2 separate regions of the Homo sapiens genome follow, and region 2 is linked to region 1. The links are chromatin loops, found by intact Hi-C in ENCODE. Cell type or tissue: PC-3. All regions are shown on one strand. Each heading gives the region's core, and the rest is flanking DNA. Links, peaks and the distances in the headings are about the cores only. Region 1 has its middle 420 kb from the start of MIR297. Region 2 has its middle 610 kb from the start of MIR297.

Region 1 (2,931 bases), core at 264-2,763:
AATAAAGTATTCTTACATCCTTTTACTCTACTTGTATTTTTAATTTTTAGACATTTCCCTATATTTTTAACATGCACACTTGACTCAACGAAGCAAAGGTTTGAGCAATGCTATTTCTCTTCTCCTGAATAACACAAAGGCCCTAAGTGCCCTATTCACAATAAACCACCCATTTTACACTTTAATATTTTATAGTATTGGTTGTTATTGCTTTAGATAATCAATATCTATTTATATAAATCTCAAGTTTCATCAGTTTTATTACTCACGAAGGCTTTTCATATCCTGCTCCTTCTTTCTAGGAGTTTTCTCCCTCCTGAGGTATACCTTTTAGTTTTACTTCTAATAAATGTTGGAGAGTAGTATGTTCTCTTTTTCCCAGATTCAAAATAATTTTATTTTGCTCTTACTCTTGAATAATAGTTCAGATTGGCTGAGTATGCTAAGAGTTGTTTCCCTTTTTAGCACTTGGAAAATCCGATTATTATTAAAATTTTTCAGTGTTGTTTTGCTGCTGAGAATTCTGCTGCTATTCTAATTGTCATCCCTTTGTAGTTTATCTCTCTTTCTTCTGTTCCCTTTAAAAACCTATTTGTTTTTAATGTTCTGCAAACATGTATGTCACAGATGGGGATTTACTTATATCTATCCAATACTAGTCTTATTGTCCTTTTTGAATCGATGACTGATGAATCCAATGTCTTTAGTAAATTTTGGAAAGTTAACAGTCATTTTCAAATATTGTCTCTTCCCTTTTATTGCTGTTTTTTCTGTTCTCTGATACTAGCAGTATTACGTGTACTATCTTTTTTGTACCACTAGTATCAGTATTATTTTATCCCCCTTTTCTTCTATACTCCCTTTTAAACTTTCCCTTTATCTCTCTTTGCTACAATGTCAGTTGCCTTCTCAAATCACTCATTCGTTTTCCTAATTCATTCTTCAGATGGTTCTGATCCCTTGTTAAGCATTTTCATTAGTATTTCTATGTCACTGAGTAACATGTTTTATTTCTAGAAGTTCTGTTTCCTCTCTCCACCCAAATCTTTTTCATAATGTCTCCATTTTTTTAAGGAAATCTTTTATATCTATCCTAAATTATGTAAGACATTTCCAGAACAATTTTACTTTGCTTCTGCCGGGCATCACTATCCAGAGACCATTTCTTGAGTATTTTTGTACATGTTTTAATTTGGAACCATGTGGTAGTGTAAAATCAAAGAATGTGGGGGTATAAATTCTCATTGGAGAACTTTTTCCGTCACCATAATCTGTTATAATTTTCCTTTTTAGTACACTGGCCATATATTTTCTAGCCCTCCTTTTCAGTGTCTTTGCAGCCGCTTGATGCTCTGAATTTTATGCAGTTTTCAGTTACATTTTCTTATGCCGCGGCAACTCCTTGGCTGAGTATGAAAATCCAAGGCTCTTTCTCATTGAAAACGCTGCATATCCCTACCCCACCACCAGGCGGCAGCATTAACATCAGCTCAAGTGCTTGTATTTGGATTGCAGTTTCTTCAAAATTTGGAATGAGGATATTTTGCTTTCCATAGCTCAGGTATATGATTAAAATAAATCAAATATATATTTCATTCACTTTACATATTTAAATTGAGATAAATATATCTTATGTAAGCCTGCTGTTTTTGTTTTTTATTGCTTGTTTTGTATTAGTTTTTCCCAGGGATTTTCCCTATTTAGGTGTTGTGCTCATGGGTGCTACACACATATGCACATCCAGCTCACTAGAAATTCATTTCGGATGAATACATGTGTCAGAAATTGACCTCAGAAAGGGGACACACACCTCCTGTTCCAGAGAGGCAGAAAGAGGCTTTTTACCTTCAACAATTGGCATGAATAACAAGGGTGTATTATGGTTACCTTCAGAACAGAGAATCAGTCAATCAGCCCACACATTTATTGAGTGTTCAACTTCAAATAAATCCCAACTTTAGAAACAGTGTTCATGAATTCCTAATACATCACTCTTCTTGTAATTTGTATATAAATTTATAGGCTAAAAGATTTTTTACAAATGATATTTTCTCATGAATATGGTCATTGTTTTTCCCTTAATGTGTCTGAACTTATATGGTGTTTATCAAAGAGATCACATTCACAGTAATATGTTTTTGATTTTTAAACTCTTATTTGTAAATGGAAAATCAGAAAATATTTAGCCTAAAGCACAGTCTTTTGGTGGTAAGTTGTATTATTTTATCTTAATCCAGAAAAATATAAAGCCCAGTATGCAGCATAGGTTATACTGAAAATATAAATAGCTTTTAGAATAACTGCTAACAAGCAAATTAGCTACAGAATGGAATGGCAGCAGATCAATAATGACAGTAAAACTACAGAGTTCTTGCTGATCTCATATTTTCTGTGAATGCAAACTGTAAAAGAGGTCCCCAAAGGCCTCCAACAATAACCTACAAAGAATGAGACACAAAGGGTATTGAGCATAAAGATAGTTCAATTTCCCAAGACGGCCAGCTCTTGTCACATCAAACCACCTATTAGTCACAAACTCATACAACTAAGAATTCTCTGGCCTCCTGAGATTGCCTGTCATCTTGAAGGAGATAATACCAATGAAAGGCACCAGCTTCTTCTGTAACATGTTTAGTTTAGTGTTTTCAATACATCAAGCTATTTATGATGTTGCTATCACATATAAATAAGGCTCTATATTTTTAGATTGGAAAATGACACTAAGGTACTGGTAAATGGAAAAGAAAAGGTAAACAAAATAAATGTGAAAATAATGTAACATGCCAAAGCCAAAAAGCATCCTTATATTATTTCATATATCTTTATATTATTTAGAATTACCTCCAAAAGGTATTAATCAAAAAATAAGATAAAATCTGTCAGAAATTTAAAAGTTTAGAATGTATAAAGTAACTAAAAAGTAGTCTAATC
Region 2 (2,931 bases), core at 182-2,681, 190 kb before region 1:
ATTGTCTTTGTTTTATACCTGGAGCATAAAATTACTTTTATAATCAGAAAATAAGCTTTTTTTTCTCAAGAAAGAGAAGAAATGAATGTGACTGTCATTGTAGACTAATTCTAAACTTATGTGAACAGAGAAAGTAAGAATTGAGGAGATTTGAAGAGTTAAGAGTTTGAAGCAAAAATTTAGAGGTATATAAAAAGATAGACTACATATTTGTGGAGCAAGAAAGATGAGAAGTTTAGCTTAGATTTGCAGTTGAGTTTTTCTCAAAGACTTCTCCCTAGAGCATAACTTAAATGGAGAGAAAGCATGATTGGTTCTAATAAGATAATGAAATTTATAAAGTCTTATCTACTCCTTTTTTTAATGCTATAACACTAGACACATGGGCACACTCATGAGCTCATAAGAGACCTTAAGCAGCAAAGAAAAATACAGAGCCCTACCCACAATATAGTTTCAAATGGTGTTAAAACAAAACAAAATAAATAAAGTAAAATAAAAAATATTTTTTAACTAACTTCATCCTTTTGGGGGGATATCATATATTGAATTATTAGGGGAAAACATTCTGCCTTTGCTTTGCTAAAGCCTTGACAAGTATTTAGTAATCAAAACTACAATAACTTTGTGTTCTTTCCACAACCAAAATTTCTCTTACATGATTCACTTATTAGCATTAAGGTTTAAGTAACTGAACAAATAATAATTAAACTATGACTTACCACAGGTAATGTCAATTAACAATATTTAATATCTTAGATTAGCTTGAGTCATTGGTCAATGGGGAGTAATCTTGGAGAAGCTAAAGTTTTCTCATCATGACTGTGTTTTGGCCTAAAACTTATAAGCCACACAGAGCAAGCAGTACCTCCCCCACCCCTTCCCTTTTCGTGTTGATATGAAGCCACTGAAGTTTATGGATTCCTTCTGAAAAGAATCATCAAAGCCATTCCAAAGATAGAAAAGTGGGGGGCAGTGATTGAGGGCTGACATAAAATAACTACAGCTATTCTCTGTTCCATGGGGCTGCTTCTGACTCTCCTCTCAGGCTGAATGTTTTTAAACTTTCATCCTGCCCATATTGTTTTTGATGGATGTTCAGCCAACATTCATGTCTTCTGCTAAGTATAGGACCCTTGTGCAATTTACTTAATCTTTGTAAAACAATTAGATGAAATTTATTAAATTGTTCATTTAATCCTTCTACAGACTTTTATTTAGTGCTAAGTGCAAGGCACTGCACCAAGAGATGAGGTTATAAAGATAAATAGAACAAATCTCTGCCCTCATGGAGTTTACGGTCCAGTAGCACATGATTTAAAAAATATTTATATTCTACCACCTATTGTTTCATTACCTTGTCTTCAAATATTTTAGAGAAGGTAGGGAGGCAAGTGAGGCACACATTGGAATTTCCCACGGATCTCATCCTCTCTTGTCAGAGTTCTTTACCTGATATCTGGGAATAACGAAAGCCAGGTCTGGCCAAAAGAGAGCTCTGTCCGCCTCCAGGGGTCAGTCTCTCCTTGAGAATCCTTCCGAGAATTGCCTAAAGCCATTTCCAAGGATTGCAGATGTTCAAGTAGGAAGAAGCCTTCAAAAATTTTACTTGCATAGAGAAACCAGTTCTAAGTTTTCTTTCAGATCTGAATTGGATCTCAAGCAAGTACTTTCCTTTGATTGAGGTAGAGGGGCTTTTGAAGGCGTGTGTGATTTCTATGTTTACATGCACTTTCATATGTCTTTGAAACCTAGAAAAAGATATTTGCCTTAGGCCACTAAGGGAGTGAATATCACAAAAGGGATTAGAATGCTGTACTTTAAAACATCAGGTCTTGTATTGGGTTATTAGATCATACTTTTAATTCAAATAACATCACATATGTCCAATTCAAGTCAGAATCATGAAGGCGTATGACTGAAGGGGGAAAAATAATTGTCTTTAATGTAAACTGAATCTATTAGTATGGATTGAGAGATAACTGCAAGCATGTACACTCAATGTGGTAACATTCCAGCCCTACTAAGATACTGCTCAACAGTCACAGGTGTGTGCCTTCTAAGAGGTGCCTACTGATTAGAAACCCCTTCCTTCATTCTACCTTGTTCTGGAAACTCATTTAGCAATTAGCAAAATGAAAGCATTCTCTTTCTGGAATTTTGACTTCAGAAGAGGGAATTTAATTTACAAAACTGCCTGCAACTAATTAAAATGAGTAGTCACTGTTGGTTTGAAATGGATTACCTCTGGGAAAATCACACTTCAGATTGTCAAAAGAGGGTTTATATCCTGATTCTGAAAAAACATCTCTCCATTGTTCAGTAGACTGATGCTCTTTCAAATTAATGGAATCTGAAACCTGAAGCCACACACAGAAGATGATTGATACTGGAAGGTTAGTTTCATACAGAGATGTTTTACTTCAGAATATTTTAAGGCTCTTATTTCTTATTCCATTCTCTCCCCAAGTCTTTTGATTTTGAAAAATTATTTTCATTGTGTAATTGTGTATTAATTAATTAATTAAATTGTGTAATAGTCAATGAAATGAAATTCTGTTTTATATTTAAATTAGTTCCAGATGTAAAATATTTTTTAGCTCACCAAATATTTATGTGTACTGAACATTTTCACGAAGACTCTACACACTTAATCAATTTTGTGTTAGTTTCAACCTGATATTACTGTGTGTGTCATAATCAGAGGATGCACAGCAATAATGCTCCCAGGTTTCAAGCAAATCTCTATATGCCTGAATGCTATAGTATTTTAAAGCAAACAATTTCATTTAATTTGGAATTTCATTTTTATGACATGGAAATATTCTATGGACTCCATTTTCTTTCATTAACTAACTTGAATTAATTTAGTCTAATTATAGTAAAATAGGCCTATTACCATTATCTTCAGAGAGTTGATAACAAGAAGTG

What was found. Peaks named below come from ENCODE experiments on the same cell type or tissue, not always from the same donor. Only the 100,000 strongest peaks of a DNase experiment are listed, where the experiment ranks them.
Region 2: a loop joins it to region 1, with 2.5 times the contacts of the local background. A loop is called at or near these places in 11 of 110 quality-filtered maps.

Annotation. Positions count from the first base shown.
Region 1 is chr4:111,281,787-111,284,717 of GRCh38, reverse strand. No RefSeq gene overlaps it. Among named protein-coding and RNA genes, the nearest start is that of MIR297, 420 kb to the right of the region's middle. In PC-3, for the core only: a CTCF peak has its summit at 1,457 (motif pointing right); no DNase peak of the experiment used is centred there; H3K27me3 peaks cover 395 bases.
Region 2 is chr4:111,473,778-111,476,708 of GRCh38, reverse strand. No RefSeq gene overlaps it. Among named protein-coding and RNA genes, the nearest start is that of MIR297, 610 kb to the right of the region's middle. In PC-3, for the core only: a CTCF peak has its summit at 1,520 (motif pointing right); no DNase peak of the experiment used is centred there; H3K27ac peaks cover 465 bases.